Linked DNA regions of Homo sapiens: regions 1 and 2 are each linked to region 3. A link is a contact called in ENCODE Hi-C or POLR2A ChIA-PET data. All regions are on one chromosome and are shown on one strand. Each heading gives the region's core, a stretch centred on a gene start or an enhancer-like site at or near the end of the contact. The rest is flanking DNA. Distances are from core to core; before and after follow the strand shown. Region 1 holds the start of RPS6KL1 (ribosomal protein S6 kinase like 1). Region 2 has its middle 23 kb from the start of EIF2B2. Region 3 holds the start of FOS (Fos proto-oncogene, AP-1 transcription factor subunit).

The links. Hi-C counts contacts between places; a loop is a spot of excess contacts on that map. ChIA-PET counts read pairs that join two places held with the same protein, here RNA polymerase II (POLR2A). Pooled maps may share reads with other maps.
Region 1: a pooled map shows a loop between it and region 3 (5-fold over the local background). The contact joins the promoter of RPS6KL1 here to the promoter of FOS in region 3. A Hi-C loop is called at or near these places in 4 of 50 pooled maps.
Region 2: a map of tibial artery shows a loop between it and region 3 (6-fold over the local background). The contact joins the enhancer-like site here to the promoter of FOS in region 3. A Hi-C loop is called at or near these places in 1 of 168 maps with a recorded cell type or tissue (tibial artery). POLR2A ChIA-PET finds 5 or more read pairs at or near these places in 2 of 52 experiments (AG04450 and H1).

The regions. Positions count from the first base shown.
Region 1 is chr14:74,921,362-74,924,824 of GRCh38, forward strand. RPS6KL1 (ribosomal protein S6 kinase like 1) reads right to left here and starts at 1,899. Exons shown (of 12, transcript NM_031464.5): 1 at 1,819-1,899; 2 at 617-1,124; 3 at 1-200. The coding sequence starts at 180. RefSeq lists enhancers at 652-1,423, 1,424-2,194 and silencers at 1,565-1,974, 2,065-2,124.
Region 2 is chr14:74,978,007-74,981,220 of GRCh38, forward strand. No RefSeq gene overlaps it. Among named protein-coding and RNA genes, the nearest start is that of EIF2B2, 23 kb to the right of the region's middle. RefSeq lists enhancers at 1,916-2,541, 2,542-3,167, 3,168-3,214. Within about 2 kb of position 1,530, at least 9 of the 41 ENCODE cell types and tissues checked have a DNase peak (open chromatin) inside an H3K27ac peak, as active enhancers do.
Region 3 is chr14:75,277,343-75,280,478 of GRCh38, forward strand. It overlaps FOS (Fos proto-oncogene, AP-1 transcription factor subunit), which reads left to right and starts at 1,486. Exons shown (of 4, transcript NM_005252.4): 1 at 1,486-1,781; 2 at 2,535-2,786. The coding sequence starts at 1,641. RefSeq lists silencers at 1-159, 888-977, 1,328-1,387 and enhancers at 1,476-2,403, 1,758-1,817, 2,404-3,136.

The DNA.
Region 1 (3,463 bases), core at 649-3,148, 360 kb before region 3:
GGCCAGCCGGATCTGCGTGGCCGCATCCACCAGATAGTCACGTTTTGTCATGTCAGGCACTCCCAGAGCCACCCTGTTGCGAATCTGCTCCAGGTACACGTGAGCTTGGGACCGTGCTCGTGAGCAAGGCTCAGGCTCCAGGCCGGGGCTGGGCAGGCACTCACAGGCCACCAGGCTCATGGCTGCCCTGCAGCTGGGACCTGGAATGGGCAAATGCATTAGGGAGGACCTAGCTGGTAGCAACACCCCTATCCGCACCCCAGTTTCCTCCACTGAATGTCAGGGAGACTCATATTCACCTCCAAAGACTGAAGGGGTCAGAGCTAAAGTGGGTAAGGTCTTTTCATGGATCCAGGTCCTTCCTAAGTGGTGGTAATGATAGAATCATAACCAGCTCAGGATTCTGTTTTCTTTTCTTTTTTTTTTTTTTTTTTGAGTCAGAGTCTCGCTATGTCACCCAGGCTGGATTGCAGTGGTGCGATCTCGGCTCACTGCAACCTCCACTTCCCAGGTTCAAGCAATTCTCCTGCCTCAGCATCCCAAGTAGCTGGGATTACAGGCACTTGCCTACCACACCTGGCTATGTTTTGTATTTGTAGTAGAGACGGGGTTTTACCATGTTGGCCAGGCTGGTCTTGAACTCCTGACCTCAAGTGATCCGTCTGCCTCGGCCTCCCACAGTGCTGGGATTATAGACGTGAGCCACCGCGCAGGCCTGGGGCTCTGTTTTCCTTTCCAGTCAAATTCAGTTCAGCAAACATTTCTGGAGCATCTGGTACTGTGTTGAGCTCTGGAGAGAGCTGAGGATATCTGTGATCCACAGCCACCTTCACAGGGCCTCCGTAGAGCAAGCTTGGTATCCAGTACGCATTCAGCACATGGAGGCCACACACGCTGGGCTCAAATGCTGTTCCTCATGCTGTTCCCTCCACCCTGCCTGTTGTCTCCTCCCTGCTCCTCCTGTGGGAATCTCATTTACCCTTTGGGGTTTAGCACTTCTCCGTGGACCGGATGGATTGCCCCTGCTGTGTTTTGTTCCCTTGGTCCTGAGGTCAGTGTGGTCAGCGAGTGAGGACCCCTCCTGGAGCCAGCAGAGAGCAGAGCACAGAGCTGGGCTGTAAGAACTGTTGGCAGACGGAATGACTGAGTGGCAGACTCGGTGCCACGTTGGATGGGGGGTAGAAGAGGGCAGGGTGACCCAGCCCCAGGGAGGGTCGCTCTGTCCTCCTGGCTTTACTTTTGAGAAGGTCATGTGGCCTCCAAGGACCTGACAGCAGCTTCTTCCTGAGCAATGTGTGACCCAGGCGGCCAAAGGGATGACAGCCGTGGCTGCGGGAAGGGAAGGGGCTCAGAGAGAGGCCCACAAAGCTACCCCGCCTTTGCTCTCCCAGGTCCCACTGGGAATGGGCAGGACCCGGAACTTCCAACCCCAGGTCATTTGGAGAGAAAGAGGAGAGAGCAGGATGGGCGGTGGGGCGGGGAGGGAGACCCACAGCCTCAGCCGGCGGGGAGCTGAATCCCGGCCAGGATGCGGCCAGGAGGCAGAGGGAGGCCGCACCATCCCTGCTCGGCCAAGCCCAGGGGAACTTGAGGCTCTGAGGCCTTGCTCTGGGGGGTGCCCGGGTAGGACTGGCTTCAGGGTCCACCCCGCCGGGCAGGGTCCTGCCGGGCAGAGCCGCCGGCCCCGCCTGGACACAGAAAGCGGCGCGTGCAACCCACGGGGCCCCAGCCGCAAGGTGCACGGTCCCAGGGTGGAGGGACGGCCGAGGGGGCCCCTCGCCTGGGAGGGTGGAGAAGGGACCGGACAAAACACCGTACCTGCCCGAGCTGGGAGCCGGGTCCGCGGGCCAGGCCTCCCCCTCACGTACCGGCCCTTCACGCCAGAGCGCGCCGCGGGCCGCTGCTTTCCGGCATCCAGCGTGCGGGGCCAGCCGGTGCAGCGCGGCCATTGGCTGCGGATGAGCTCATACTTGAGCCTTAGAATAAACCACCAATCACCGCCCGGCTCGGCTCCTGCCGGCCTTAAAGCCGCAAGGTCTGCACGGCTGGGCTGTGAGGGGCGGGGGGCGGTTTAGAGAGGGGAGGGTGGGATGGGATGTGGGGTGGGTGGGGAGAGCAGGTCTAGAATCATCCAGGGATGCGGAAGGGGCTGCTTCAGAAATCTAGACGTGCCACTTCTAGGACTTTTCTCATTCATTGCTTCATTCATTTATTCAACGATTCAATGCTATGTATTGAGAGTCTCCCATGCATGAGGAGCTGGATGTTGAGATACAGCCGTGAACTAGACAGCGCTGTTTACATCCGCATGGGGCTTACAGTCTAGTGAGGGCTACCGAGAGTAAAGAACCCAGCAATAGAAGGCTTTTGATATCAGAACCGAGCTTAAAATTCAAGACATAGGCCGGGTGCGGTGGCTCATGCCTGTAATCTCTGCATTATGGAAGGCTGAGGCGGGAGGATCATTTGAACCTAGGAGTTCAAGACCAGCCTGGGCAACATAGGTAGACCCAATCTCTATAAAAATTACAAAATTTAGCTGGGCATGGTGGCGTGTGCCTGTGGTCCCAGTTACTCAGGAGGCTGAGGTGGGAGGATGGAGTGAGCTCGGGAGGTTGAGGCTGCAGCGAGCCGAGATCGTGTCACTGCACTCCAGCCTGGGTGATGGGGCAACAGATCACAGGCAACCCTGTGACACAGATCTCACCTGCAGGTTCAGTGCTGACTGGCTTCACACTGTCCCCCGGCTGCACTTGCTCTACCTTAGACACCCTTTCATACTTTCTCCCTCTGACTCCCACCCGTCCCCCTATCCTCACTCTCAGCCAGCACTGTTGCTTCATCCTTCCCTTGACAGCAGTGGCGCACAGACTCCCACAGGCTTGCTCTTGGCCCGCGGGCGGGGCTGTGCCCACACTCTGCTTCCAACCTTTTTCCACAGGTGACTGTCTGTGCCCCATCGAAGGCCACCCTTCCAGGTGGGCATCAGTCCCGTGCCATCACCTACTCAGCGACACCACTCCAGCGATTCTCCCGTCTCTCCCACTAGATAATTCCCACCTGATACAAACATAATGCTTGTTTCTCCCCTCTTAAAAGCAAAACAAGAAAACAAACCAAAATACACTCTAGGCCTCACTTCTTTACCTACCACCCTAGGTTTGCAGTACGGCTAATTTCCTTTTTTTTTTTTTTTTTTTTTTTTTTTTTAGTAGAGATGGGGTTTCACCATATTGCCCAGGCTGGTCTCAAACTCTGGAGCTCAGGTGATCCACCCACCTTAGCCTCCCAAAGTGTTGAGATTACAAACGTGAGCCATGACATCTGGCCCAAAAGTAAACTTTTAAAACACATCCTATAGAATGGGAGAAAATACTTGGAAATCATATATCTGATAAGGGTCTAGTATCTAGAATATATAAAGGACTCTTAAATTCAACAATAAAAAGACATCCCATTTAAA
Region 2 (3,214 bases), core at 280-2,779, 300 kb before region 3:
CTCCTCCTCCTCCTCTTCCTCCTCCTTCTCCTCCAGGAGCCCCTGTGCCTTCCCTGGGAGGTCTGACCCAGGCAAGCCCAGGGACGAGGGGAGGCAGTCATTAATCACCATTATTTATTATTTCTTATGTAACAGGGTGTTATGAAACATGCAACCCTGTACCAGGCACGACTGGGAATATGGGAAAGACAGTCCCTACCAGTAAGAGCTTCCTATGGGATGACCAGGTAGGTCCAGGAGCCACTGAGCAACCTGTGGACCAGCCTGGAACGTGGGGTGCAGGCCAGGCTGGAGGCGGGATGGTCCTGCTGCAGCTGAAAAAAAGGAAAAAGGAGGGGAGTGGGCAGCGGGAACCTCAAGGTGGGAAGGGAGCTGGGTTTCCACCCCCACCCCTCCGCACCTCGCCAGGCCAGGCGCAGACCAGCTCTGGCTCTGGGGTGGCCTGGGTCACAGCTGGAGTTGTCACAATATTGACCCAGGAGGAGATAACATCCAAAGGGCTTGGAGTCCCAGTCGGACAAGGAGGGGGATGTCGCCGGAAAAGATCCCTGGCCCCCAGGGGGATCAAACTAAATGGGGCTTTAATAGGTCTCTTCCAGCTCAGATTTCATGGATAATTGGAAGCAGGTCTCCAGCCAGGCAGAGTGGGCAGCCCTAGTGGCCTGCCGGGCGGCCACCGCAGCCAGGAGACAAGGAGGGACAAGGCGGGGTGGGGGTGCCACCTCCATGCCACCCCACTGTGGCCCAGTGGGCCTCTGGCCTTGCTGGGGCTTCTGGGCTCCCTTCTCTCTGTTCCAGAAGTGCTGCTGCTTTAACCCCCTCAGGGAAGGAGGTGGACAAGTGAGGAGACCTGAGTCATTTAGCTCCGGGGAAGGAGAGCAGCCTGTCCCAGCCACACATGCCCGAGGCTTCTTCCGTCATTCAAATACACATTCACATTTAAAGCTGGGAACAACTCTGAAAAATAATGTCTTCATTTTTTTTCTTATCACAAAAGGGGTACATACTTGCTGAAACAAAATTCAAGGTATATTAAGTAAAAAGTGAAAATTCTCTCCCCACCACACACCCATTACTCCTCTGTCCCTCTCTCACCACCCCCAGACTCTGCAGGTAGCCTCTGACTGCAATTTATTGGCTATCTTTCCAGAGCATCTCCAATGCCTTCTGAATTACATCCTGCTGCTTTCGCTCAGCAATGCATCATTGATATCCTTCCAAGGCCAGTAATTAGGGTGTGGACATTCGTCACTCCCATTTTAAAGATGAGGAAACAGAGGCTCAGAGAAGTTTCTTGGCTGTCCCGGGCTGCACAGCCAGGCCTCGTGCTCATCCTACCACAGCTTTCAGCCTCTTCCCTGGGGGCAGGAGGATGTGAGGAGCAGAGGGCTAGAAAAGCCCTGGGGGGGTGGTGGGTTGGGATGGGGGAGAGGGGCCGAAGAATAAGAAGGAAGCAGCAGCAGGCGAGGGAGGGTGTGAGGTCTCCTTGGAATGCGGCGGCGGTGCCCCTCCTCCCTGAAGGATCCAGGTTTTCCTCAGGCAGCGGAGCCTGGGGCCCTGGAGGCCTAGGCTGGGCAGAGCTGAGCAGCTGGCAGTGGAGGGGTTTTCAAGGCAAACCTGGCAAGAAGGCAAGACGGATTGCATTTCAGCCTGAACGTGCCTGGGATATGCACATGTCTCCCCAGGCCTTAGGGGCATTTCTTGCCTAACACCACCAGTGGGAGCTGGCTCTGCCCCTGCCTACTGAGGCTGACAGCTGGGCCTGTGTGCTCCCTCCACGGCTGCTGCCGTCTCTAGCGCCCTGGCCTCCAGCACATCCAGCAGTGGAGGGGATGCCCCTTATTCCAGCCATAGCCTAGAGCAGCCAAGAGCCAGCTCTTACTCACAGAGAGCCTGGGGCACTCCCTCAGGGAAGAGCCTGAGGGGACAAGCAGGTGGGAGGCCGATGTGGCCTGGGCCTCGGCCTGAAGAGTAAACAAGGAAGGCTCTGGAAAGCTCGTGACCCACAGGCCTTCACGCCAGACACACAGCCTTCCTCCTTCCTGCCTAGGACCTCCGAGAGGGACCCCGGGAAGCCAAGAGGACACGGAGGATGCGTGGGGAAGAAAATAGCCAGTGTCCCTCCTGGGCGGACGTAAGCACACATCCCCAGGTGCATGCATGCGCACACATGCTCATGCACACAGGCACGAATGCAGGGGGGAGAACTCAGAAGTGTGGAACAGCTGCCCAGCAGAGAGGGCTGGAGGGATGCTCTTGGGAGAGGCAGGGCCAGGGACCTAGTGGTCTTTGGAGAGCTCTTCACTCCTGAGATTGTAAAAAAATGCTCCCACAGGTACCACCCAGACCTTGGAGGGGGTCACAGAGATTCTCCCACAAGGCACTTAGGCCAATCAGGGAAGAGGACATCCATCCATTCCGTTTGCCAATATCCTTAGTAAACTTACTCTGTGCCAGGCTCCATGCTGGGAGTACAGAGGCCACCCGCAAGGCTTGACTAGCGCCAAGCACCAGTGGGAATGTGGGAAAGAAGGTCCCTACTGGAAAAGCTCATCCTCCACATGGAGCTGGCTGGGCAGTTGCGGAGGGACTGCAGAGCAGGCTTTGGCCAAGCTTAGTCCTGGATGAAGACCCTGCACCCCCACCCCAGCTAGTGGCCAGCTTAAAAGGAGCCTGGAAAGGCTGATGTCTGCTCTCTGCCCACAGCCCACCCCCATCCCCACAGTCCTGGCCCTGGCTGGGGCCCCAGGAAGGAAATCACTAAGGAGGATTGAGTGTCAATTCACAACCTAATCCCATCAGCGCACACAGCTACAGCACGGGCCGCCCCCTCCCCTACTCTGCAGACCCTGGCGGCTGCCGGCTGTCAGGCCCGGCCCCTGCCTGGCTGCGAGGCCAATTACTGCGGCCTTAATCACCACGGTGGCGGCGGCGGCGCGGCGTTAACAACTGTCTGCTCATCAGTCTCCTTCCTGGGGCGTCGTGGAGGGGATGACCCCATGCGGCTCTCCTCGAAGGAGCTTGAAACTGGATCCCAACAACAGCCCGATGGCCGCCGTCCAGGGAAACGCCTGGCTCCCTCCTGCTGCCTGCTGGTCTCCTGTGTGTTTGCCCAGCTCCTCCTGTCCTGGGGCTGAGAGCCCATGAGGACATGCCCGGGGACCCCGCATCCGCTGAGCGAGCACTAAAGCCATGGTTCCCTCTGGTTAGCACT
Region 3 (3,136 bases), core at 236-2,735:
GCCGGCCTCATCCTGCCTCGCCCCTCTCCAGGTGCCCACCGCGGGCCCCGACCCCCGGGCCCGAAGAGTGGAGAAGGGAAGACCGGGGCTGTGCGGGGACATGCGTCTTCGCGCCCTGGAGGTGGCCAGCGCGCTGGGGCTGAGCCCCGGCAGCGTGACCCCGGCTGTCCTACGCAGCAGGGCAGGAGATTGGGGGGCGTGGCACACTCTGGAGCACCTTGCCTCCCCAAAGCCCCGTGTTCCAGGACGTGGAGCCGCTCCTGGGGTCCCAGCAGTCGAGGTATTCCGCCCAGGCGCAGCTGGACACTGTCCTTCCAGCCCCCGTCCTCCACCCTCCAAGTCCGCGCTGGAAAATCACCCGCTGCGGGCTCCCGTAAGCACAGCTTCCTGGCGGGACCGAACCAGCCCTCAGCGCAGATTTGAGTTCCCCGCAGGAAGCACACCCCGCCTTGTCATCCCGAACTGACCACCCTGCCCACATAACCACACCTCGCACTCCCTACCCCTGGGGCCCAGCTCAGAACCGGGCAGACACCCCCTTCAAATGTCTTCGCACGTAGGTTTTGCACAGTGTTTATCTGCTGGTGTCTCAGGGATTTGACAGTTTCCTTAATATTCCCACACATGGCCGAGAAAAATAAATAAATAAATGCGCTGTCTTCTTTAAAAAAATAAATAAATAAAGTACCCAGTATCGTAAAGTAGGTTATCGTATTCTCTTATTTTGGATCCTCCACTTTCTGCTTCCAAACGCAGGAACAGTGCTAGTATTGCTCGAGCCCGAGGGCTGGAGGTTAGGGGATGAAGGTCTGCTTCCACGCTTTGCACTGAATTAGGGCTAGAATTGGGGATGGGGGTAGGGGCGCATTCCTTCGGGAGCCGAGGCTTAAGTCCTCGGGGTCCTGTACTCGATGCCGTTTCTCCTATCTCTGAGCCTCAGAACTGTCTTCAGTTTCCGTACAAGGGTAAAAAGGCGCTCTCTGCCCCATCCCCCCCGACCTCGGGAACAAGGGTCCGCATTGAACCAGGTGCGAATGTTCTCTCTCATTCTGCGCCGTTCCCGCCTCCCCTCCCCCAGCCGCGGCCCCCGCCTCCCCCCGCACTGCACCCTCGGTGTTGGCTGCAGCCCGCGAGCAGTTCCCGTCAATCCCTCCCCCCTTACACAGGATGTCCATATTAGGACATCTGCGTCAGCAGGTTTCCACGGCCTTTCCCTGTAGCCCTGGGGGGAGCCATCCCCGAAACCCCTCATCTTGGGGGGCCCACGAGACCTCTGAGACAGGAACTGCGAAATGCTCACGAGATTAGGACACGCGCCAAGGCGGGGGCAGGGAGCTGCGAGCGCTGGGGACGCAGCCGGGCGGCCGCAGAAGCGCCCAGGCCCGCGCGCCACCCCTCTGGCGCCACCGTGGTTGAGCCCGTGACGTTTACACTCATTCATAAAACGCTTGTTATAAAAGCAGTGGCTGCGGCGCCTCGTACTCCAACCGCATCTGCAGCGAGCATCTGAGAAGCCAAGACTGAGCCGGCGGCCGCGGCGCAGCGAACGAGCAGTGACCGTGCTCCTACCCAGCTCTGCTCCACAGCGCCCACCTGTCTCCGCCCCTCGGCCCCTCGCCCGGCTTTGCCTAACCGCCACGATGATGTTCTCGGGCTTCAACGCAGACTACGAGGCGTCATCCTCCCGCTGCAGCAGCGCGTCCCCGGCCGGGGATAGCCTCTCTTACTACCACTCACCCGCAGACTCCTTCTCCAGCATGGGCTCGCCTGTCAACGCGCAGGTAAGGCTGGCTTCCCGTCGCCGCGGGGCCGGGGGCTTGGGGTCGCGGAGGAGGAGACACCGGGCGGGACGCTCCAGTAGATGAGTAGGGGGCTCCCTTGTGCCTGGAGGGAGGCTGCCGTGGCCGGAGCGGTGCCGGCTCGGGGGCTCGGGACTTGCTCTGAGCGCACGCACGCTTGCCATAGTAAGAATTGGTTCCCCCTTCGGGAGGCAGGTTCGTTCTGAGCAACCTCTGGTCTGCACTCCAGGACGGATCTCTGACATTAGCTGGAGCAGACGTGTCCCAAGCACAAACTCGCTAACTAGAGCCTGGCTTCTCCGGGGAGGTGGCAGAAAGCGGCAATCCCCCCTCCCCCGGCAGCCTGGAGCACGGAGGAGGGATGAGGGAGGAGGGTGCAGCGGGCGGGTGTGTAAGGCAGTTTCATTGATAAAAAGCGAGTTCATTCTGGAGACTCCGGAGCGGCGCCTGCGTCAGCGCAGACGTCAGGGATATTTATAACAAACCCCCTTTCAAGCAAGTGATGCTGAAGGGATAACGGGAACGCAGCGGCAGGATGGAAGAGACAGGCACTGCGCTGCGGAATGCCTGGGAGGAAAAGGGGGAGACCTTTCATCCAGGATGAGGGACATTTAAGATGAAATGTCCGTGGCAGGATCGTTTCTCTTCACTGCTGCATGCGGCACTGGGAACTCGCCCCACCTGTGTCCGGAACCTGCTCGCTCACGTCGGCTTTCCCCTTCTGTTTTGTTCTAGGACTTCTGCACGGACCTGGCCGTCTCCAGTGCCAACTTCATTCCCACGGTCACTGCCATCTCGACCAGTCCGGACCTGCAGTGGCTGGTGCAGCCCGCCCTCGTCTCCTCCGTGGCCCCATCGCAGACCAGAGCCCCTCACCCTTTCGGAGTCCCCGCCCCCTCCGCTGGGGCTTACTCCAGGGCTGGCGTTGTGAAGACCATGACAGGAGGCCGAGCGCAGAGCATTGGCAGGAGGGGCAAGGTGGAACAGGTGAGGAACTCTAGCGTACTCTTCCTGGGAATGTGGGGGCTGGGTGGGAAGCAGCCCCGGAGATGCAGGAGCCCAGTACAGAGGATGAAGCCACTGATGGGGCTGGCTGCACATCCGTAACTGGGAGCCCTGGCTCCAAGCCCATTCCATCCCAACTCAGACTCTGAGTCTCACCCTAAGAAGTACTCTCATAGTTTCTTCCCTAAGTTTCTTACCGCATGCTTTCAGACTGGGCTCTTCTTTGTTCTCTTGCTGAGGATCTTATTTTAAATGCAAGTCACACCTAGTCTGCAACTGCAGGTCAGAAATGGTTTCACAGTGGGGTGCCAGGAAGCAGGGAAGCTGCAGGA